Regions from separate parts of the Homo sapiens genome. Here region 2 is linked to region 1. A link is a loop called in an ENCODE intact Hi-C map of the cell type or tissue named here. Cell type or tissue: PC-9. All regions are shown on one strand. Each heading gives the region's core, and the rest is flanking DNA. Links, peaks and the distances in the headings are about the cores only. Region 1 holds the start of LOC124900275 (extensin-like). Region 2 has its middle 44 kb from the start of LINC01503.

What was found. Hi-C counts contacts between places; a loop is a spot of excess contacts. Peaks named below come from ENCODE experiments on the same cell type or tissue, not always from the same donor. Only the 100,000 strongest peaks of a DNase experiment are listed, where the experiment ranks them.
Region 2: a loop joins it to region 1, with 14 times the contacts of the local background. A loop is called at or near these places in 12 of 110 quality-filtered maps.

What each region holds. Positions count from the first base shown.
Region 1 is chr9:129,480,216-129,491,483 of GRCh38, reverse strand. LOC124900275 (extensin-like) reads right to left here and starts at 1,535. Exons shown (of 4, transcript XM_047424330.1): 1 at 356-1,535. The coding sequence starts at 1,003. The coding sequence ends at 401. It overlaps LINC00963 (long intergenic non-protein coding RNA 963), which reads right to left and starts at 2,824. Exons shown (of 5, transcript NR_038955.1): 1 at 2,185-2,824. RefSeq lists enhancers at 1-346, 347-1,006, 1,007-1,666, 2,987-3,646, 4,307-4,966 and silencers at 1,320-1,614, 2,619-2,978, 5,080-5,374. In PC-9, for the core only: no CTCF peak of the experiment used is centred there; DNase peaks (open chromatin) are centred at 4,483, 7,333, 7,693, 8,873 and 2 weaker places; H3K4me3 peaks cover 3,773 bases; H3K27ac peaks cover 6,043 bases.
Region 2 is chr9:129,374,862-129,387,209 of GRCh38, reverse strand. No RefSeq gene overlaps it. Among named protein-coding and RNA genes, the nearest start is that of LINC01503, 44 kb to the right of the region's middle. RefSeq lists silencers at 3,264-3,383, 3,534-3,753. In PC-9, for the core only: no CTCF peak of the experiment used is centred there; DNase peaks (open chromatin) are centred at 3,449, 4,049 and 4,409; H3K4me3 peaks cover 2,225 bases; H3K27ac peaks cover 2,629 bases.

The DNA of each region.
Region 1 (11,268 bases), core at 3,269-11,268:
GGGCAGGGAGGATGAGGGCAGGCAGCTCAGCTGCCCTCCCTCCATCCTGGGGCCTGCCACCTCCCCTCTGTCTTCTCCTGATTCCGGTTCCCCACCAGGAAGGGCTCACTGTCCTGCTCAGCAAGTTCTCTCAACAAGCTGGGCAGCCAGGGGGGGGTGCTCTGCTGGACTGGAGGAGCCGATGTGAGCCCAGGCCACCCATGGAGGCTCCCTCTGAAGAGAGGGAACAGACAACCCAGCCACTTGTCAGGAACCCCGATCAAATACCCCACCCCCAAGGCTCAGCACTAAGTGTCCCAGGGGCCTGATTTGCAGGAAGGGCAGCAGGATGCTCACTTGGGGGTGGAACACTCACCTGAGGGAGGAACTGTACCTGCCGAGGCTTGGATTACCCACAAACTCAGCCCAGCAGGAGCCCGCTGGCTGTGCTAACAATGTCCTCTGTGACGTTGCTGAGATTCTGCAAGGTTCTTTCAGTGTTAGCCCATTTTACAGAGGAGAAAGTTGAGGCTCCAGACAGATGTGAGCTTAAGCCTCTGGCCCAGTTCAAGTTTCCAAATATTCCAGAGGCCAGGGCCTGGGGCGGGGTGTGGGGCACCCCAAAGTCCAGGTGAGGGTGACCTGAGGGTGAAGTCTGGGTCTGGAGAGGCAATAGAGGGAGTGAGGACGGCTCCTGCCAGAAACAGGGGAGGGGTGTTTGAGACCTTGAAGGAGGTGGGACTGTGACAGTGGTGACTGTGGGAGGAGTCCGGGTCCAAGCAACAACTGGGAGAGACTTGGTGCAGGGCCCTGAGCTGAAATGGAGGAAAACGGAGCTGGGTGGGTCCCTGCCCTCAATGGGGGGTAAATGCTGAGGCTGGGGGCACGAGCCCAGAGGAGGGCACCAGGGCAGCCCAGACATGAGCTCTGTGGTCTGTGTGTGTTTACTGTGTGGCCAGAGCGTGTGAGGAGTGTGTGGAACCGTCTGTGTGATGTGGGAGTAGGGGGATAAGTGTATTGGCATATGGAGTGGGAGTGTGTATGTGTGCACGCATGCACCTTTGTGCCTGTGATCTGCGTCATGCAGTGTGTCTGTGCCTGTGTGGGATGTGGTCCCTGTGATGTGGGGCGTGTATGTCGGTGTGTGTGTGTGTTGTGGGGTAGTGCTAACCGGGACACTCTCCAGGGGAAGATCCTAGCTCGGATGGAGGTGGAGGAGTTAACCAGGAGAATGGGAGAGGGACCAGCACGTGCAAAGGCCTGGAGGCATGAAGATGGAGCCTGGAGCACTGGAGGACTTGAAAGTGGTCCAGTGAGGCTGGGAGTAGGGAGGGAGAGGCAGGGGCTGGGAGGGACAGGGCAGGCCTTCCTCCACCAGTTTGAATTCCGTTAGCTTGAGGGTGTGTACAGCCAGGAGGGGTGGAGGGGCTGAGAGGAGGCCGAGCCACCACTGACCAGGTGGAGGGGTAGGGGGTGAGCCTGGACCGGGGCAGGTGCTGGGTGGAGGTGGGGGAGTGAGAGCCAGAGCTCTCAACCAAGCCTCTGGGAGGCCGCAGGGCCTGGGATCGCAGACCCGAGCCTAATCCCTGCTCAGCCCAAGAGCTGTAGCCAGAAGGTTCTTAGTTTCCCCTCAGTAAACTGAGGTTCAGGACATTTCTGGGGCACTTGCTCTGTGTGACTGGGCAAGGGCTGGGCAGGCATTTCCAGCATGAACACGCTTTCCCAGGCCCACTGGTTGGAGGGCACCGAGGGGAGAAGGGGGACAGAGGAAAGGAGCCGGAAGCAGGATCCAGAATTTGAACCTAGGTGGTCTGACTCCAAGAGGGCCCTCTCTCTCACTTGACTTCAATAGTGACATTAGCCAACTTCAATAGTGACCCCAGGCGCGGTGGCTCACGCCTGTAATCCCAGCACTTTGGGAGGCCGAGACGGGTGGATCATGAGGTCAGGAGATGAGACCATTCTGGCTAACACGGTGAAACCCCGTCCCTACTAAAAATACAAATAATTAGCCGGGTGTGGCTGCGGGTGCCTGTAGTCCCAGCTACTCGGGAGGCTGAGGCAGGAGAATGGCGTGAACCCGGTAGGCGGAGCTTGCAGTGAGCCGAGATCGCGCCACTGCACTCCAGCCTGGGGAAAGAGCGAGACTCCGTCTCAAAAAGAAAAAAAAAAAAATTGACCCCAGTAGTGACAACAGTGACTCACCTGCCCCATGGGCTTCCAACTGCGATGGTTGTGCTCTCCTTTGACCCTGTATCCTGGGGGACTGCATACGGTAATTATATTGTTACTGCGCCTTTTTAGAGATGAGAAAACTGTGGTCAGTAGCAGAGTGGCCTGACCAGGGCTCCAACTCCCCCGTCCTACTGCAGATGATGTGGGGCAGTTTTCTTAGCACAGGCTGGAAAGCTCTCTTAGGTAACACGTGGATGACAGCGTGTGACCCGGCAGAAAAGAATTGTAATTCCGGGTGGCTGTACGACCTTGGACGGTCCTTTTGCCATCTCTGGGCCTCGATTTACCCAACTGTACAATTCGCCCCGTGAGTCTAGGAAGATTTGCTGAGCGTCTGCCAACTGGCAGATGAGGAACCGAAGTTCAGAGAGTTGAAAGCACTTGCCCCAGGTCAGGCGGCCGGCTTCGAAGCCGGATTCCGAAGGCGTGCCCTGCCCTCGGCCCCCAGCGGTGTCGTCCTGCCCCCAGGGGGCCGCGATGCGGGGCCGTTCCAGGCCCTGCCAGCCTGACGTCAAGCCCGGCCGGCGGGGCCTCGCTCTGCACAAACAGACGCCGCAGGCCAGCGTCGGGGCCGGGGGCGGCGATGACTCAGGGCCCCGAGACGGGCCGGGAAGCGGAAAGTTGTGTGCAGATGACATCAGCCGGCCGCGAGGGCGGGAGGGGGCCGGCTCCGGGAAACGGCGGCCTGGCGGGCGGCCCGGGGCAGGGCGTGGAGAGGCGGCCGCGGGGCGGGGGCGGGGACGCCGGGACGGGACGCTCGGGACCACGAAAAATGTCCCCACTCCCGCCCGCCCCGGACCCAGGCCCCGGAGCCCGGCCCCGCTTTTCGCCGGCGAGGAGCGGGCTTCACCCGCCTGCAAAGACTCCGCGCTCCCCCGCGCTCCGGAGGCAGCCGCATCCATCCTGCTGCGTCCCTGCATTTTAATTACCGCCGTATTAATATTCATGAGCCGGGACTCGAGGGGGACCGCGGGCTGTCATTTCCCTCGCCCGCCCTTCCCCCACCGCACCCCTCTTCCCGGGCTGAGTCGTGGGCTTTTTTCCTCCCGTTCTCAACCCCGCTCGCACCAACCGTTGGTGCGCAGCAGATTTGGGGGAGGGGGGTTGGTGTGAGTGTGAGCATGAGTGTGAGCGAGTGTGAGTGGGGAGGGGCCGAGTGTGAGTCTGTGCCTGTGTCTGTATGCCTGTGTGTACGTGCCTATGTGTGCCTGTGTGTCTGTCGGCAATCCCAGGGCCGTGTGTGCACATGTCTCTGATGTCTCTGTGGGGCTTGGAGAAGGGCCAAAGTCTGTCCAAGTTAGCAGGGCCTGACTGTACAAATGGGGAAACTAAGGCCTGGAGAAAGGCTGGGCCTTGTCCAAAGCCACCCCATAGGTCAGTAGCACAGGGAAGCCAGAGCCCAGGGTCTTGCGTTTGGCCGACTCTGCTCCCCGACTCTCCCGTGCTGTTGTTTGTAACAATGGCAGACAGGATGTGCTGAGCCGGCACCTCTCATATGGCCTTCCCAGCAAACCTGTGCAGCACGTGGTCCTATCCGTCCCCCGTGCACATAGGGAAACTGAGGCAACTGGTCCAGCCAGTGAGGGGTGGACTGGAGCCCAGAAGTGTCTGAATCCCAAGTCCCTGGGTTTAACGGCCCCACTGTGATGCCTCCTGGGGAATTGTGGAGTGTCCTCACTGGGGTGATCCGGGGGTACCTGGAAGTTCCTGGGTGCCCGGGCATCAGGGGGGTGTTTCCCCAGAAACACAGCCCACATTCTGTTTCCCTCCCAAGTCAGTCATCAGATGAGGCTGCCTTCCTGTGGCTCTCCCAGTCCCTCTCTGTCCTCTCCCCATCCCTGAAGCCTCCCAGGAGCTGCCCTGCACACCAGGCCTTCCTCCCTGGGCCTGAGGTCAGGCAATCACTCATTCATTCATCCAACAAATGCTTCAGTGCCAGTCACTGTGCTAGGCACTGGGGATTCTCTGCTCCCTACTCTGGTCATCTCTACCTGGCCTAGGAGCCTCCAGGCCCACAAGGGGGCTGTTCACCTCTGTGTGTGAATGCTCACTAGTGGTGGGGGACTAGGGGCACCTGTGCACAAAAGACAGCTCTCACCCAGCCTTGCCACAGAGGTCTGGGGTGCCCACATATTCAGTGGCCAGAAAGGGGCTGCGATCATCTTAGGGCTGATGGGGCGGTGGCCACACTAGGCAGCCTGAATCTTTGATTCTCTCTCCTGCAACTTGTCCTCCTCTGACTGCCAAGCCAAATAACCCCAGGGGCTGGTCAGCCTGCCTTACCCCGGGTTGAGCCAAGGCCGTCCTCCCTCTCACGTCCAGCCTAGAATAGATGGACTGTTCCCTCCTCTCTGCCCACGCAGGGCTGGGCTGGAAGTTGTGTCCCAGCCATGTCCCCTGAGCCTTTTCTCCCCTCCCTTTGGGAGCTCCGCAGGAACACAGAGAAGAGGACAGGGGTGCAGCCAGAGGACTCGGGAGAGGAAGCGATAATTTAATTGGGCTTCACGGGCTAAATAGGAGTTTGCCTAGGAGAGGCGGCCCAAGGACAGGGGACTAGCTCAGAGGGGTGCCTACCTGCAGCCCCCATTCTATAACAGGAACCAGAGCAGGCCAAAGGCAAGAGACCTGGGGAGACTGGGAGGACGGATTTTCTCCTAAAGGGCCCCAGGCAGTACAGCCTAGTGGTCCATCCGCACTCTTGGGTGGGTCCATCCTGGGTGAGAATTCCCCCTCCCTCCTCACTGTGAGGGCCTCTATTTCCTGATCTGCAAAACTGGGAAAATAACATTTTTTTTTCAGGTTTATATTCAGATCAAGAGACACTGCCTGTACAGCACCTAGCACGGTGGCTGGGGCTCTGTCATAGGGTGATGTGTCCTCACGGACGTAGGGAGGCCTCTGGAATCACTGTCCCCATTTGGCCCAGAATGGGATTTAAGGATCAGTCTGTGTCCCACAGTCTAACCCATGGAGTGGAGTTTGGTAGGGACAGACTGCTGGGAGGAGGGGGAACAGCCTGAAACTGTCATGGGTCAGGCAAGGCTCAGGCTCTAGGTAAGAGAGGGATCTCAGAGGCCGCACCGCCCTGCCTGCTGGGCTCCTTGTAGACCTGCCAGATGGCCCATCACCCAAACAGCCAGACCTGCAGTGAGAGGGGCAGCCTGGCCCGCCAGCTCTGGGCTCCCTCCTGCTGCCTGTGTCTCTTTGCCTCCTGGCTCCCCTCTGTCTTTTGAAAATGTCCTCCCTTCTTTTGTTAGAATAGTCATACCTATACAGGGCAAACACACACACACACACACACACACACACACACACACACACAGACAAAAAAACACAAAACCATTTTTTTTAAAGGAAGCATTGTAAAAGTTCATGCAGTACATCCTGACGCTGTCATTCTAGGTTTCGTGTACATTTCTGGGACATTTCTCTGCTTATGGAGCTGTCTTTGTAAAACTTCCATAGGATGACATCCACCTCTGCTCAAAGGCCTTCGATGGCTCCCCATTTTTATAAAGCAAGGTAGCTTCCTCCAGCCTTTGCAGGCTGGCCCAGGCTCGGCAACACCATTCTCCTTCCCCTCCCCATTACCCTCCCTGACGCTGGGCTGCGGGCCCTTCCTCAGAGCATGGCCTCCTCTCCTGCCACCATGCCTTTGGCTTTGCTGTGCCAACCTCTGGGAATGGCCCAGTGCCCTCCACTGAGATTTCTCAAGAGCAGCCTTTGCTGTCCCCTGGCCTCTGTGCCTCCCCCACCAGCTCTCCTCCCTCCCCATCCCCTACACCAAAACCCACCTCTCTCTCTCCCGGTGCCCTCAGCTCTGGTGGACGCCTCTAGGGTGCTGCTTTTCACATCTAACTCTCAGGAGCGCCTCCTCCAAGTCTTGTGTCCCCACTCGGCTATGAGCATCTCAAAGGCTGGGGTCCTGGCATCTTCGTTTTTGTTGCCACCTACCTTGATGCCCTGCACACAGTAGGGACTTTAAAATGTTATATTAAAAAAATTAAAGTTGCTTTTTCTCTTTTTCCTTCTTTCTTTCTTTCCTTTTTTCTTCCTCTCTCTCTCTCTCTTTTTTTTTTTTTTTTTTTTTTTTTGGCGGAGTCTCATCCTGCTGTCCAGGCTGTATGGAGTGCAGGGGCGCGATCACGGTTCACTGCAGCCTTGACCTCCCCAGGCTCAGGTGATCCTCCCACCTCAGCCTCCTGAGTAGCTGGGACTACAGGCGCGCTCCATCAGGCCGGGCTAATTTTTGTATTTTTGTAGAGATGAGGTTTCGCCACGTTGTCCAGGCTGGTCTCAAACTCCTGGGCTCAAGTGAGCCTCCAGCCTCAGCCTACCAAACTGCTGGGATTACAGGCGTGAGCCACTACACCCTGCCTGCTTTTTCTTTAGGGATTCAGGCTCTAAGCCAACAAATGATGGTTTGAATCGTGACTCTATCATTTCCTAGCTGTGTGTCCTTGAGAAAGTGAATCAACCTCTCTGAGCCTCAGTTACCTCATCTGGAAAAGAAAGTTAATAATAAAATCTCCCTCCACGAGTAACAGTGATTAACAGTGCATGTAAAACATCTAGCACCGGCCCAGGGCAGAGAGTAGCCAGCAAGCTCTAATGTTACTCCGTTTTGTCTTATTCAGTCTCATTCAGACTTGTCCAAAGTCACCTGTCCAATTTTGGGCAGTGCTGGGACGCTCCCCCTGTCTCTTCCCCCTCCAATGCTACTTCCCTGTAGTGGGAGAGGGTCCCAGGCCATCATCTCTGTTTTGCAGAGGAGAACCAGGTTCAGAGAGGCCGAGTTGCTCACCCGGGATCACACAGCCCTGAGAACAAGGCAAGGGTCTGCCTGTTTGCTAAGTTCCATGTGAGTTCTTTAGGTTGCTCAGGATAAGGATGGCCTCAATGAGACCCACCGTCCTGACAGAGGGGCTCGTACTCTTGTGGCCAAGAACTGGCAAGGTGGGCTCCTCGGGGGCCAGGGAGCCACCGCAAGTGCTATTAAGTGGAACATCACTAAGACAAACAGCCCGCATTTCCTGGGTGCTTTCCCCAGGGCAGGGAGCTGTGTCAAGTGTTCATGGGCACAGTCTCCTTCCATCCTCACAGCAACCCTATTATCCTGCATTCCAAGGATGGGTGCTCCCTCAGATCCCAGGTAGGGGCTAAACGAGGGGTGGCGCCAGCACCCGAACCCTGATCTTGCTCCTGCCCTGAGCCTCTGTGGACCACTGAGAACAATGGGCTTTTACCTGTGCTGTATCAGCTCTGGGGCTCAGCAGGAGGCCAGGCTCCACCCCCCAACGCCCCCAACCCAAGTTGGGGGTGCTGCTTGGGTCTCATAGAACATCTTGGGGTCCCTCCCCAGCCCTGGCCCCACAGAGCCGACCCAGCTGCGTCTCTGAGCCGCACCCAAAATCTTCCCAGCTTTGCCAGGGAGACTGGAAATTTCTGCTCAGCAGCTTCGTCTGGGATGATTTCGACACTTGGCTCGATGGGGTCGAGAGGAGGAGCCAGGCCGCTCAGCCGCTCAACATTCTGGAGCTCCCCTTGGGTCACCGGGAGGGGGGCTTTGCTAGGCGTAGATGAGCCCCTCCGAAATGGTAAAATCAAGCAACAGTGACCAAGTACCGAGCGCTTACCGTGTGCTGGGCCCTGTGCCAAGTCAGGACTTGCTGGGCCTCACGGAACCTTCCGGCGCCCGGGCAAGGCCAGCACTGTTACCAACTGTCTCGCGGACTGCTCCTAACTGGGGGCTCTGTTAGCATCCAGGAGTCTCCTCCTCGGATACTCTGAGTACCCCCTCCAGAGACCCCAGGCACCGGATTCTCTGTACGGGGCCGCTGACGTGCCCAGCCCTGGTGAACCCACCCTTCCAGACACTTCCACCCACGCCCGGCCCTGGGGCTGGGGGCGTCGGGCAGAGCGCCGGTGAAATTCTGCCAGTGGCTAAGGCGCCTACTGTGCCCCTGGCTCTGCGAGGGTCGGGGGACTGTCACCAGGCCCAAAGTCGCCAGGGAGGAGGGGCGTGAATGACGAAGCTCAGATCCGGGCAAAGGATCGGAGAGGTGATTAGACACCCCGGGCAGGCAGCGGAGGCCGGCCCTGCTGAGCGACCCCCGTTAGCGACGACCCTCAGGGGCTCAGGCTCCACGCCCATTAACTGGGTATCAGTCCCTTCCATCCCGGGGAGCCGAGCTCCTGGGAAGCAGCGCCTGGGGGCGCCGGCGACCGGCTGGGGCCGCCTCCCTGCTCCCCCGCCCTGGGCCCGATCGCCGGGCGCGAGGCGTGCAGGGCGCGGCGCGGGCCCGGGCGCCCAGTTCAGCGGAAAGGAATGCCTTGCTCGGCGGGGGAGGCCGTGGCCCCGAGGCCGTGTCCACCCCCGCCCGCCCCGGGCCTCATTTACTGCGGCTCTGAAGCCCGGCCCGTTTCGCCCGCCGGGCCCCGCGGGGTGACTCCCCCCACGATTGCGGTCCCCCGCCCTCCGCCCGGCCGCCGCTGGCGGACCCCAAAGTCGGGGCGAGTCTCCAAACCGGGGAGCCGGCCCCGCCCCCACGCCGCGGCGGCGCCCTCCCTTCCCCCTCCCCGCCGCCCGCCTCTCCCCCTCCCCCCTCCATAACTCAAAAGCCTGTCAAGCTGGTTCCAGACTCCTGGCGCCGGGCTCCGCTCCAGGAAAGAAAAAAAGGAAAGAGAAAAAGGGAAAAAGCCGGCGCGAGGGAGCGAGAGAGGCCCGCGGAGCAAAACCGTGCGCCCCGGCACGCACAGCCCCGCGGCCCCCGACCCCCCACGCCCCTAACCCTAACGGGGATCCCAGTCCTAGGGACACCGGGCGCGTGCGCGACCCCAATCAGTTATTTATGGGCGAATTAATTATGTAGCTGCCATGGGCGGGGGGGCCGGCAGGGGCCATGCGACGCGGAGACCACCCGGCCGCGGTGGCGGCTCTCCTGCCGGGCCTCGGGGTCGGGAGGCGTCCCCACGCCGCCCGGGGAGGATCCCGTTGTGAGAAAGCTGCCTCGGGGTGGGGTCCGGGAGGAGCGCGGGGGAACCTGAGGAAGCGGGAGAGACGGCTCGGAGACCTCCCAATTAGACTGGGAGGGGAGAGGGGGGCGGGCGACGGAGCTGGAAAGAGCGGGCCGCGGAGACCGGGGCGTGGGAAGAGCCTGGCCTAGGCATTTCTTCCCTTCCTTCCTTCCTTCATCCCCATCCTTACTGCGAGCCCACTACGTGCCACTGCGCCCACAGCAGAGGGCGGTATTAGGGAGGGGTTAGGAGCAGGAAGGAATTTCGAGGTACAGCTGGGTCCAAATCCGGATTTGTATCCTATACTCCCCTGCTGTGTGGCCTTAGGCAACGGCTTGCCCTCTCGGAGCCTCCACTTCCTCATCTGCCAGTGGTCTTCAGGACTTGGGAGATGGGGCGCTTGGGCAGAGAGTTTGTGGGGGCGCGGTCGAAGGGAGGTCCTGTCCTTGGGAAACTTTACATAGAGGGGAACATGCCCAGTCCCCCAGTATTCCCCATCTCGAAGCCCCGACTTTGGGTCTCATATAATCTGCCTCTCCCCGGGGCCCACACATTTGAAGGTCGTTATTAAAACCACACCACCCCCAAGGCCACTGCTCAGGACGCTCACCCCTAGCTGGCTTCTCACCAGCCTGGCCCTGCAGAAGGTCGTGCATATGGCAGCCAGAGGGGCTCAATCTAGTCCTTTTACTCCCCACCTCCGCTGCCTCCCCCGACTCTGCCCTTCACATCCCCACCTGGGTTCTCCTTCCAACCTGCTTCTAGTCTGGGCTAGGGAGATTGGAGCCCTGAGGCCATGGGGGCTACGGGGCAGTGAGAACAGGGGTGGGGGCTCAGCTGGCCCTCCCTGGACAAGTGTCCCCCTTATCTGGAGTGTCAAGGCGTTCTACTTCCAAGACTCAGAAGTGAAGGAGGCTTCCGTTTGCGACCCAGGATTGCCTAGGGGTTTGCCTGTCTTCTTTCACCAAAACTTGCAATAACTCTGTTAGGTGAATGGGGCAGATCCAGGTTTTATGGGGCCTGAAGGTTTTACAATCCTGGGGACCCACTTGAAGAAGAATAGTGCAAAGTTATGAATAGGCGGTTAAGCTCAGGGCCTTGGTAAATGACAGTCCCAGGAGCTAAAGCTTCATTAGCCCCTCGGTAACTCACCTCTGTAGATGGACAACACAACTGTCATCCCTTTGCAGAGGTGGAAACAAAGCTTAGGCTGGCCCAAGGTCACAACAGGTAGAAAGGACAAGCTGGGATCAAACCCAGGTCCCACCCCACAGGCAGCACCCTGAACTAACTGCCTCAGTAGGAATGCCACCTTCCATATCATCTACCCCATGCCACATCTCACCTGTCCCCACCAGTGCCCAGCCCAGGCAGGGTCAGTCAGAACAGCCTTTGCTTCCAGAACAGTCTGTGTCCCTCCCTCCAGAGGCCTCCATGTCCCAAGGCTCAAGCCTCAGAGATACTGTCTTGTGACAACACTCACAGATCTAGTAAGTAGGTCTCTTCTAAACTTTTGATTCCAGCAATGGTAACCTGCTCACTCCAGAACTCCAGCTCCCCCGTCCACCTGGAGGGAGCGCACCCCTGTTCCCCGGTGGGCTCCCTGGTGTTCGGGGCTGGATCTGTTTTATTTGGCTCAGTATTCCCCGCTCTTGACGCAGTACAGACATACAGCCGACAGAGTGACTGTAGCAGTAACATCTATTCCCAACCTCGTGGAACAGGATGTTGTTAAACTGCGGATTCCCGGGCCCCCCTCAGATTCTACTGAATCAGACTCTCTGTGCACAGGGCCGGGGACTTGGCATTTTACAAGCTCTTTTGGGTGCATCTTAACCATAGTAAAGTTCGAGACCACGGACCTACGGCCAGAAAGGACCAAATGGTTGTGTCTAGACCAAGGCCTTCTCACCAGGGGGAGTTATCTCCCCTAAATCCGACCGATTTCACCAGTTCCCCAGGCTCTTCTGGCTGAGATCAAATTATTTCACTTATCAGGCCAGGCACAGTGGGTCATGCCTGTAATTCCAGCACTTT
Region 2 (12,348 bases), core at 1-8,000, 100 kb after region 1:
ACCTACACGACTGTCCATGTTGGGTCCTGGAGCCCCCATCTTTTCTTCTCAGGCTCTGTTATTCCTCAATGGATGGAGTTTTGACAAGCAGTCCCCAGGGAGTAGGGATGAAGTGGGCTGTGCATTAAACCAGACTAGCCTGGCCGGGGCTTCTTGCTAATGGCAGCAAATGCACTTGGTGCTGAGGCTGCAGGCCGGTGCTTTGGGGGACCGGTGCTTAATGGCTTGTCTGCCAGGGAAGAAGAAGGATGGCCGGACAGCCAGACGCATAGCCAGGATCAGATGGATGGAGGGAGCAGGAGGACTTACCCCAGCCTGGAAATCCCCCTCCCTCTGGGAGGTGGGGGTGGAGAGTGAGGGGATGTGCAGGAAGGACGCTGCCAGGGAGACTGGCTCTGCCTGAGCCTGTCCCATGGCACATTTTGTCTGCTCATTAATGGTGAAGGTTGTCATTCCTCCGGAGGGGTGGGTTTCAGGTGGGCCCAGCCACAGCCTGCTCTGCCCCAGGGAGCTGGGGATGAAAATCAGGATCCCAGCTTTTTTTTTTTTTTTTGACGGAGTTCCACTTTTGTCGCCGAGGCTGAAGTGCAATGGCGCAATCTCAGCTCACTGCAACCTCTTCCTCCCAGGTTCAAGTGATTCTCCTGCCTCAGCCTCCCGAGTAGCTGGGATTACAGGCATCTGCCACCACGTCTGGCTAATTTTTATATTTTTGGTAGAGAAGGGGTTTTGCCATGTTGGCCAGGCTGGTCTCGAACTCCTGACCTCAGGTGATCCACCCGCCTTGGCTTCCCAAAGTTCTGGGATTACAGATGTGAGACACCACGCCTGGCCAGGATCCCAGCTGTTACATCCTAAGTGCCTGCTGGGTGCCTGGCACTGTGCCGAGGGCTCTATTGAAGTGGCAATAATGACAAAGCCTCCAATAACAATAATATAAACAAATCCTGGAGTGCATTTGGGGGCTGGGCCTATCCCTCCTAATAAATCCGGAGGCTCGTGTGCCTTTGTTCCACAGGTCCTGCTTTCCTGAGGCCACACAGCCTGGTGCTCCAGCCTAGCCCCATCTGCCTTTGACTTTCATGCACACGGCCCTACGGTCACTTCAGCCTCTTCAACCCCATCGCTTAACACTTCTGAGCTCCAAGTTTCATAAAGGTGAAAGGGGACTTTGCTTTTGCATATGTAAAGGAGGAGACACCAACTCAGGTTAGGCCTTGCCTCTTCCAGGAAGTCTTCTCTGACCCTCCCCAGAGTGGATGAGCGCACCTCTGAGAAACAGATTTCCTCACTTATCCTCAGGAGCAAATGAATCCATCTTGTGCCTGATGGTGCAGTGTTGAGGACAGACTCTCTGGGACCCCAGCAGTCACTGCACCACCCTGAATGGGCCCAGCTGATACTGTTAGGAAGGCAAAGGGACGGGAACTGCAGAGAAGCCAAGACAGAGCCCCAACAGCATCATGAGCCTCTGGATCAAACCATGCCTGAAACCCACTATCACCTCTGCATCATTTCCTTACATGAGCCCATTATTTCCTATCTTGGTTGGATTTTCTGTCTGTTGTAACACAGAGTTTAAACTGATACAGGAATTCACCAAACTGTGAAATGTGGCGATTTCAGGAGGGCATATAATGAGGGAACTTTCATTCTCCAATGCACATGTTTTATATCGTCTGTGGTTTTACAGTACGCATATAGCAAAATCAATGTCAGTGCTTCTGTCTTGAGAAAACCAGTGGACCATGAGCCTGCGGCTTGAAGAATCGGGTGGGTGATGGCGTCAGTAACTGAGGAGCAGTGAACTTGGGGGAAAGATGGCAGCTTTGATACAGGGGCATGGGAGATCTGGATGGAGCCACTACATTGGGTCCTTTCGGGGGCTGGTGCCCAGGAGGGAGTATGTGGGGTGAGGGAGAGTCAATGTCGGTGCCGGGTGGCAGGGTTGAGGAAGGTCGCACCATGGTCCCTGGCCAAGGCCTTACTCATTGGAGAAGTACACATTGCTTCTTTTCCCAGGACACTCCCTTTTGGGGCTGTCACCGTGCCTCAAGTACCCTCCTTGTTGGAACTGATGTCCAAGGCTACATGTGAGTGGTAGAGCCCATCAAGCTGCAAATTTCTTGGAAGTGGCCTTCCAGCCACCTCCCATTAGCACAGGAGGCAGGGACCTCTCTGATGGGGTTGACAAGCTGATTCCTCAAGCCTGAATCCATGCTGCAAGGACGGGTGTAAATGACAGTGGCGACATGCTTCTGTCTGAGGCTTTTCACTGCTTGGAATGACATCCCACCGCGCTCTGCTTCATCCTCTGAGGGCCCTGAGATGCAGGCCAGGCAGCCTTCTGCCTCAGTTTCACAGAGAAAAAAGTTCAGGCACAGAGAGGCCTAGCAACTTGCACATAATCACACAGCCAGACAGAACTGGCCAGAATTTGAACCCAGCTCTCCAGCCTTCAGACCTGGCCCTCTTTCTATTTCCACCGGATGGTCCTCACAGCAGGGATTGGGGCAGGGAATCGTACCAAGTGAAAGTCAGCCATTGAGGACTGCGGGTGGGTGGAAGGTGAAGAGGCTCCCTGGAGAGAGTGGAGGGACCCCAGGCGAGGGAAGCGTCTGTATAATCCCCACAACTGCCCTGGCCCAACGCATGTCCTTTGCTCTGCCCTAAGTGCCTGGTCCTGTGCTCTGTATTGGTCATCACCTTGAACCCTCAAACATCTTATTCTGAGCCCATCTTACAGCCAAGAAAATGGATGCTCAGAGAGGTTAAGGAATTTGCCTAAGGTCAATTAGTGAGGAATAGAGGTCTCTGGCCTGTTGGAGCCCAGAGCTCGTGCAAAGGCCCTGAGGTAGGGCCCAGGAACAGGGTGTGTAAAAGAACTGTAAGGAGTGGGTGGGGAGGAGGGGAGAAGCTGCGGAGGTCCCTCTCGGTCCCATCCAAACCTCACTTGCTCAAGCAAAAGTTTCAGGGTGTCGCTTCCTGTTCAGTGGAGCAAGGCCCCGTCCATACTGGCCTCGGTTTCCTTGGGATGGGGGAAAGGGGTGGCAGAAAGCGCCCCCTACCCTACCCTACCCCCAGTCCAAGTCAGAAGAAGTAGCTGCAGCTTCCGGGAAGGTTGTCTGGAGACCCAGAAAGAGAGAGAAGTGGGTGGGGACGAGGGGCACCGGTAATGAACGCGGTCTTCTGCCCGCAGCGACGCAGACTGGGCTGTAATCCGGGCCTCCTGGGCCAGCAGGGCCTGGCGGGCCTTCCCCAGCGCAGGTTCCCATGTTCATTTAGGCCCCGCGACGCCCGGCGGGACGCCCTTCCCTTTAGGGACAGGGGCGCGGGGCGGGGTCGCCGGTCGCGCGCGGGCACACGGGCACGCACACACGCGCGCGCACAGACGCTCCCGGAGCCGTCAGAGGAGGCGAAAGGAACCAAGAAGTGAAAGTGAGCAACCTCTAGTGAAAGAAATAGACATGCACAGACAGCTCGGAAACTGACGCGGTGCCAGCGAGCCGGCCTTCCCGGGCGCGCCCGGGTGCGCAGGCAGCGCGTTCCCCAAGCTGGGCGCGCGCTCGGCGGCCACCGAGGAGGGCCTGCCACTCGCTCGCGTCCCCCCAGTTCCTTTTCCTGCTTCTTGCTGCCTCCGCCTCTCAAGCAGCCGGGAGGTCCCCGCGCGAGGCCCCCAGCGGGCGCCCCAGGATCCATCGGGTCCCCCACGATCCTTCACGCCCTGGACCCCGGCAAAGCGCGGCTGGGCCCAGCCTTGAACCCTGGCGGCCGAGGGTCAGAGAGCTCTGGCGTTTGAGTCCTTTCGCCCACCAGGCCCGGGCTACCTGCAGAGTGGAGGCCTTTGCCCTCCCCCGCCTCCCCCGCCACCCGTCTGCACGGACTGTCCCTGCGCTGCGGCTCCCGGGAGCGCCCAGGCCCTGCAGTGGTCACTGCACAGATGACTTTGGCAATAGCCATCTCTTGGAGAAGGAACTTCCAAGTGACAGTCCTGAGAGGCCAACGGCCAGTCGGCTGATGTGAGCAGCGCCTGGCAGCCTCAGAAGGGCTCACCCTGCCCGCCTCCCTGCCCCCACCCTCCCTGCACTAAACCAGCTTTTCCAGCTCTGCAGCCTGGTCAGGTTTCTGGCAGGTGTGGGTTGTTTTCTGCCCCTGGAGCTTGGGTGGGAAAAGAGAGAGGTCTGAGAAGCTGGGTGCCCACCTAGTGCTCTGCCATGCCTGCATCCCCACTCCAGAGGCCCCCCAGGGACTCTCAGTGTGGAAACAGACCCCAACTTAACAGAAAAGGCTGGGATGCCTGTTGGCTGATGAAGTCAGGCCTTTTGGACAGATATCAAGCAGAAGCCATGACTAGTGATAAGGCTCCCCTTCCCTCTGGGTTTCGAGAGCCACAGTTTCGAGAGCTTGGTGGGCAGTAAACAGCCCCAAAGCTTCTCAACAGACACAGAAGGGTGTGGCTTCTTCCCATTGGGAAGCTATTGGTGGGAGGGTTGCCAGACCCTTCCCAGATCTTGTTTCAGCTGGGTGAGCCTGGGGACACTTGGCCACACAGGGTGTCCCCAACTAAGCTAGGATGCAAAAAGAAAATGCCTTGTCCCAGTCATAGCCCAGTGGGAGACAGAGGGGTAAACAATCAAAATGGGGTGTGAGGACAGCTCTGAAGGAGGCCTGAGCCAGGGGGTGTCCCCTGGAGGCACCAGGAGAAGCAGGGAGGGTGCTCTCAGCAAAGGCAGCCACATGGGAGTCTGGGGGGTGCCCAGGAAGCTGCAGACCCCAGAGGCCCCACAGAGCTCTGCAGACTGCCCAGTTGCAGAAAGCCTAGACCCACCATCAAAATCAAAATAGGGGCCGGGCGCCATGGCTCACGCCTGCAACCCCAGCACTTGGGAGGCCAAAGCAGGTGGATCTCTTGAGGTCAGGAGTTTGAAACCAACCTAACCAACATGGTGAAACCCTGTCTCTACTGAAAATACAAAAATTAGCTGGGTGTGGTGGCACACACCTGTAATCTCAGCTATTTAGGAAGCTGAGGCAGGAGAATTCCTTGAACCCAGGAGGCAGAGGCTGCAGTGAGCCGAGATCGCACCACCGCATTCCAGCCTGGGCAACAGAGAAAGACTCCATCTCAAAAAAAAAAAAAAAAAAAAAGACAAAAAAAAAAACCAAAGTGGGGAGCCCTCGGGGACTTGTGCCTCCTTTAATGCTAAAGATGGACAGACTAGGGGTCTGAGAGGTGGTGCCACCTGCCCAAGGTCACCCCACTGGCTAGTTTGGGCTGGGCCCTGGCACACAGTAGGTGCTTACTAATGGGCTGTGAGGACTGGAATCCGGGGAGCCAGAGAGAGGGCCACCGCCCTTCCGCCCCTACCATCCCACAGATCTTTACTGAGAGCCTTCCACTGCGCTGGGAGCTCAGCCACATGCGGAAGACACGAAGAGCCAGGTAAACAGATGGGAGCGCATGGGGAGTAAGGCCCTCCCGGAGGAGGGAGCCCGGGGACAGAGTACCCCAGGCCTATGCAAAGGCCCTGAGGGACAGAACGTGCTGTGTGGCTGAGCAGAGGAGCAGAGGCCAGGAGGGGCATGCAGGCTGCAGAGGGGAATTTGGGTTTGATTTCAAGTGCATGCCTCACACAGGACTGGCGTGGAGAGGGCAGGGGGAGCTGCCATGGGGAACCCAGGCCTGGCTGCAGCAGGCTGGAGAAGCGGCTCTAGGAGGAGCCTTTGCTCTTCAAGCGCCTGCACCTTTCTCGTTTCCCACCTCCACCCATTATCCAGAAACACAATGGCCCAGAGAAGGGGTTGATCTTCTGGCTCCCCCAGGGGCTTTCCCAGCCCCTCCTGAAGTCCCCTGGACGCAGCAAGGCTGAGCCTCATCACCCTCATTTGCCACCACCAGAGGAGGGTCATCGCCATCATCACCGCCGTCACTAGTGTCCCGGCAGTAGCATTTCTTGAGCGCTCGCTCTGTGCCAGGTGCTGGCCCAAGCCCTTCGTGTGCATCCTTTTGACAAAGCAGTGCTGTGAGCACAGGGCTCTTAACCCCATTTTACAGATGAGGAGACTGAGAGAGGCAGGCATCCAGACAAGATTGCATGCTTGACGCCTCCTCCAGGCAGATGCAGGCTCCAGGAGCTTGAGCATAGCCATGGTATGTGGCTGGTATGTCAGGTGGAGCTGGAGTCTTTTGTGGGGACTGTTGCTGGAGGTGGGAGGGGCAGGGACTGGGATTGGAGAATGCAGAAAGCAGAAAGGGACCAGATGAGGTGGCTCAATGCCTGTCATCCCAGTACTTTGGGAGGTCGAGGCCAGAGGATCAGTTGAGCCCAGGAGTTTGAGACCAACCTGGGCAACAGGGTGAAACCCCATCTCTACAAATAATAAAAAATTATTCAGAAATGTTTGGTTTTTTGTTTTGTTTTGTTTTGTTTTTGTTGTTGTTTTTTTCGAGACAGAGTCTCACTCTGTCACCCAGGCTGGAGTGCAGTTGTGCAATCTCGGCTCACTGCAACCTCCACCTCCCTGATTCAAGTGATTCTCCTGCCTCGGCCTCCCGAGTAGCTGGGACTACAGGCACCCACCACCATGCCCAGCTAATTTTTGTATTTTTAGTAGAGATGGGGTTTCACCATGTTGGCCAGGCTGGTCTCAAACTCCTGACCTCCAGTGATCTGCTCACCTCAGCCTCCCAAAGTGCTGGGATTACAGGTGTGAGCCACCATGCCTGGCCCAGGATTTTCTTTCTGTCCTTGGCGCTGTTTGCGTGATCTTGAGGGCCTCTTTGGAATCTCAGGGATGCCCTTCCACAGACGTATATAGCCCAGAGACTGATCAGTGGACCATCTTGGCATCCATGCCAATTGGCAGGAGTAGCCATGGTGTGACTGCACTGCACAGAAAAATAATAGTTCTTGGAGGCCTTTGTTATAATAGTTATCTCAGGGATTCCATTCTTGCTTTTGATCTGGATGAAAACAAATGGAAGAAAGATGAGTGCCCTCGGATGCCCTGCAAGCTGGATGCAACCTGCATTTTCTGGACCATGTACAGGGCAAAGTCAGATGCTGTAACTAATGATATCCTTCTCCCCGCCGCCCCCCGCCCCCGCCAAAAAAAGCAAAGTATTTGTTTGTGATAAAGTAGTTAATTAAAAAAAATAAAGAAAAAAATTAACTGGATGTGATGGCGCACAGCTGTGGTCCTAGCTACTTGGGAGGCTGAGGCAGGAGCATGGCTTGAGCCCAGGAGGTTGAGGTTGCAGTGAGCCGTGATCGTGTCACTGCTCTCAGCCTGCATGACAGAGTGAGACCCTGTCTCAAAAAATACAAGGCAGAAAGGTAGGCTGCAGGATGCAGGTCAGGGGGAGAGCAAAACGTGAGAGAAAGATATGTTAACTCCTTGCACACAGAGTGTGCACAGGTAAACATATACATGCACACGCTGGCATATAAAAATGCATGCACCTTGGCATGGACATGTGAACGCACACCTGCACACACAAGCAAGCACTGTATGCATGTGCGTGCACACACAAACACACACACATGGATTCACATGAATGCAACACACCACGTGTGTGCCTAGGGGTACACACATGCTGCACGTGCACGTGGACACCAACGCAGTACACGCACACTGAACCCCAAAGCAGGCCATCTGCACATTTCTTTCCTTAGCAATGATCATGGTTCATTCATTCATGCAATAAATGTATGTTGAGCCATTTTTGGTGCCAGGCCAGGCAACGGGCAATGCAGACTGAGCCAGGAGGGCCCCACAGTCCCAGCCCGATTGCCCCAGAGGAGCTCATAGACTAGACCGGGGGCAGGGAGGGGAGCAGACGGTAAGCAGGGAATTAAGCTCTCGTAGGGCATTTGTTCCTGTTGCCCTGGAACAGAAGCACAGAGAGCTCTGGGGCCTGAGAGCCATCTGTGGGGGCTGCCGGAATGAGCAGGAGTGAGGGGTCCAGGGTTTGGGCACATGACATGTCGGGAAGGGATCTGGCCAGGAAAGAAGAGGCTGGGGTGAGGCTCAGACAGGCCTAGCAAATGTAGAGTCTGGGTTTACTGACCCGATAGGCCCAGGAGCATTCCTTTTCCACCCCCTGCACCCACTGTGAGCTCCTGAGGGAGCCTCGGCTGCCCCCTCTCTGTCCCCACCCACTCATCTCCCAGTGCCCAGAACAGGTGAGTGCCTTTCAAATACGAGACTGCCTCTTGAATACAAGATTCTGTTCTGCAGTTGACACAAACAATGCCGTTTTGCCCTCTCCATCCACCTCTTCCCCGCCCCCACCACGAACACACGCAGCCCTCGGTTTCCCCATCTGGGCAATGGGTGTGTACCAGCCCCTCCTCACAGAGCTGTGAACTGAGTTAGTGGGAGACTGTGTTTCACAGAGGAGGTTGCACCGCTCCTTGCTCCTCTAGGCAAAGAGCAGCCCCTCGGAGGAAGCCCACGACACCCCCTCCCTGATGCAACCCTGGATGCTCACCCATCTCCCACCACACACGTGTATGTAACCCCCCGACTCCACACCTCACATAGACCCCCACCACACCTACCCTCCACCACTCCCCACGCCCCCCAACACACACACACACTCGCCGCCCTGGGCAGCCCAGCCAGTCTCGCCTTCCCCCGCTGAGCCCCCCTCAAATCCTGGACCCGGCAGTGACAAGCAGGCGCGGCCCGCGGCCACCCCCACCCCTGGCTGCAGGGCTGTGTTCATTGATCCGAAGATGCTCTTTCCTTTTCCTCAGGCGCTTCTCTGAAGGATGGAAAAATCGATGCCCGCAGAAGCACAGGTGCAGGGAAGGTACGGACAGTGCTGGGGAGAAGACCAAGGGCAGGGGAGAGCCAGACGCCGGGGTCCAGGCCGGCTGGGCTGCAGCGGGCTCTTTCTCACCTCCCAGAACCACCTCAGAGGCAGGCGTGGTCAGTCCAACCGCCAGCGCTGTTTTGTCTTTTAATATTTTGCCCTGACGACAAGAGCTGTATGTGCTCATTGTAGAAAATAAAAATCACTGAATCCATCCCCAGAGGTAACCTCCCTGCTAACGTGCACAGTAAATCCTTCCAGGCTTTTTTTCTCTGCACACTGAATGTGCTTTTTATTTTTGCAAAAATGGTACGTGCTCGACTGCTTTTTCCACCCAACACTATGCCACCGACATCCTTCTGTGTAAAGACCTGTCGTCAGCATCTTGGTATCTGAAGGCTGCACCATGATCTGTCTTGTTGGGTGGTAAAGGCATAGCACAAGGGTTAGGGTCAGAATCTTGGCCCCTTGCTATGTGACCTTGGACTGGTGGCTACACCCTCTGACCTCAGTGTGGTCCTCTTCTGGGAGATGGGGTTACTAAAGCCTGCGTTATAGCATTGTGGTGAGAATTACATAAGAAAACGGGCAGGAAGCACTCCTTTCATGTGGAGTCCGTCGAAAGCACACTATTGGCTGTGGCTATGATTATTTTTAATCTTTATCATTATACAGCTAAACAATTGTTTATTCAATCCATCCTATTATTGAACATATAGGTTGTTTACTCAACTTCCTTTAAAGAAGAAGGCTGCGGTGAATGTCCTTGCTAAGGGATCTTTGACAAATTCTCAATTATTAATCTTGAGAAATTTCTAGAAGGAAAGAGATGCACGTTTTAGGGCCTGTGCTACATTCTGCCAAATTACCCTCCAAAATGTCCCGATGACACTCTGTATTGGCTTCCTAGGGCTGTCAGACAAATGACCACGCACTCGATGGCTTAAAACAACAGAAATTCATTCTCTCACAGCTCTGGAGGCTCAAAGCCCAACATCGAGCTGTCATCAAGGCTGCATTCCCTCCCAAGATTAGAGGGAAGAATGCTTCTTTGCATTTTCCAGCTTTTCTCAGGGCTGGTATTCCTGACTGGTGGACTCATCACTCCAGTCTCCTCCTCTATCTGTCTGTCTGTCTTCTCCCCAAGTGTCTTATTCCAGGATAACCTCCTCATTTCAAGATCTTTAACTTGGCCAGGCAAGGTGGCTGACACCTGTAATCCCAGCACTTTGAGAGGCAGAGGTGGGAGGATTGCTAGAGCTCAGGAGTTTGAGAACAGCCTGGACAACACAGTGACACCCCCCATCTCTACAAAAAATAGAAAAATTAGCTGGACATAGTGGCACACACCTGCTTTCCCAGCTACTCAGGAGGCTGAAGTGGGAGGATTGCTTTGGTCCTGGAGTTTGAGGCTGCAGTGAGCTATGATTGTATCACTGCACTCCAGCCTGGATGACAGAGTGAGAACCTGACTCAAAAAAAAAAAAAAAAAATCCTGGCTGGGAGTGGTGGCTCACGCCTATAATCCCAGCACTTGGGGAGGCTGAGGCGGGTGGATCACCTGAGGTCAGGAGTTTGAGATCAGCCTAGCCAACATGGTGAAACTCCATCTCTACTAAAAGTACAAAAAATTAGCCGGATGTGGTGGCGCACGCCTATAGTCCCAGCTACTCAGGAGGCTGAGGCACGAGAATCATTTAAGCCCAGGAGGTGAAGGTTGCAGTGAGCCGAGATCGCGCCATTGCACTCCAGCCTGGGCAAAAAGAGCAAAACTCCATCTCAAAATAAATAAATAAATAAATAATTCTTACCTTAATTACATTGACAAAATGTACCTTTTTCCAAATAAGACAGCAGGCGCGGTGGCTCCTGCTTATAATCCCAGCACTTTGGGAGGCCAAGATGGGAGGATTGCTTGAGGTCAGGAGTTTGAGACCAAGGGAAGAGGGATTCTGTAGAACCCCTTTTCCTTCACCACACAGGATATTTTAATCTTTTTGAAATTTTTGGCCAATTTGATAGGGTAAAAGGATAACTTGTTTTAACATGTATTTCTTTTGTTGTTAGTGAAGATGAACCTACTCTCATATGCTTGTTGGCTTTTTTTATTTCTTATTTTGTGAATTACTAATTCATGTCCTTTGCATATGTCCCTATTAGGTATTCACTGTCTTCTAATGGATATGTGAGAGCTCTTTGTAGATGCAGGATATTGAGCCTTTATCATCTCTTGTAAATATCTTCTTAATTGGTCACTTACTTTTTAGGGCTTTTTTTCGTAGTTCTTCCATGTACATAACTTTCAAACTTTTTCGTAGCAAAGCTTCAGGAGGATTTTACCATCCGTTGAATAATTAAACAGGCCTTTCCCATCACATTCTTTTCATCTAGCACTTTTATAGTTCCACTTTTATATTTAAGTTTTCGTTTTGTCTGCAATTTATTTTAGTTATGGTGTATGTTAAGGCTAACAGCCTCCCTCCGCCCCCAGATATTGAACAGTTGTCTTAATACCATTTAATAAATAGCTCATCTTTTCCCTACTGATTTTAAATGATGTCTTTATCATCTATTAAATTTGACTAACCTAACCTAGCAGACTGAGCTAATGTTGACACTGCTCCTGCTGAGGAATATGGACAAAATTTAACAACAACAACAAAAAAAAATTGATCTTGAAAGAAAAAATGGGAGATCACCCAGTACTGGAGTTTGGGAGGAGGCAACTGGAGCAAGAAGCCATTCTGTAGCTGAGAACCCAACAAAAAGCAAGATCCTCGCTGAACAGGAGCTCACAGCTAAAAATGCAAACCGCAAAATGAACTGATCCTCAACAGGGAGTGTCAGCAGACAAAACAAGAAGAGGATTAGACCACCAAGAAATTGGGATAAGAGCACACTCCGAAAGAGACTACAAAAGAAGTGTGCTTTAAATTATTAAAAGAAAAAAAATAAGAAAATGAAAAGACACCATGAAAAAAGAGGCAGCCAGCCCTAGTGGCTCACGCCTATAATTCCAGCACTTTGGGAGGCCAAGGCAGGCGAATCATTTGAGGTCAGGAGTTCAAGACCAGCCTGGCCAACATGACGAAACCCTGTCTCTATGAAAAGTATAAAAATTAGCCAGGCATGGTGGTGAGCGCCTGTAGTCCCAGCGGCCACTCAGGGGTCTGAGTTGGGAGGATGGCTTGAGCCTGAGAGGCAGAGGTTGCAGTGACCCGAGATCACGCCACTGCACTCTAGCCTGGGTGATAGAGCCAGACCTTGTCTCAAAAATAGAAAACAAAAGAAAAGAAAACAACACAAACAAAAATAAGAGGCAAAGTTGAAGGAAAAACAAAGATCTTCTTGAAAGGAAAACCGTAGCCACTGAAAATAAATTTCAATGCCTTGGTTAAATAGCAGATAAGACGCAGCTGAAGAAGTGTTCATGAACTGAAAGACAGAACTGAGGAAATTACCCAGAATGTAGCCCACAAAGATAAAGAGGGCCAGATGGAGTGACTCATGCCTATAATACCAGCACT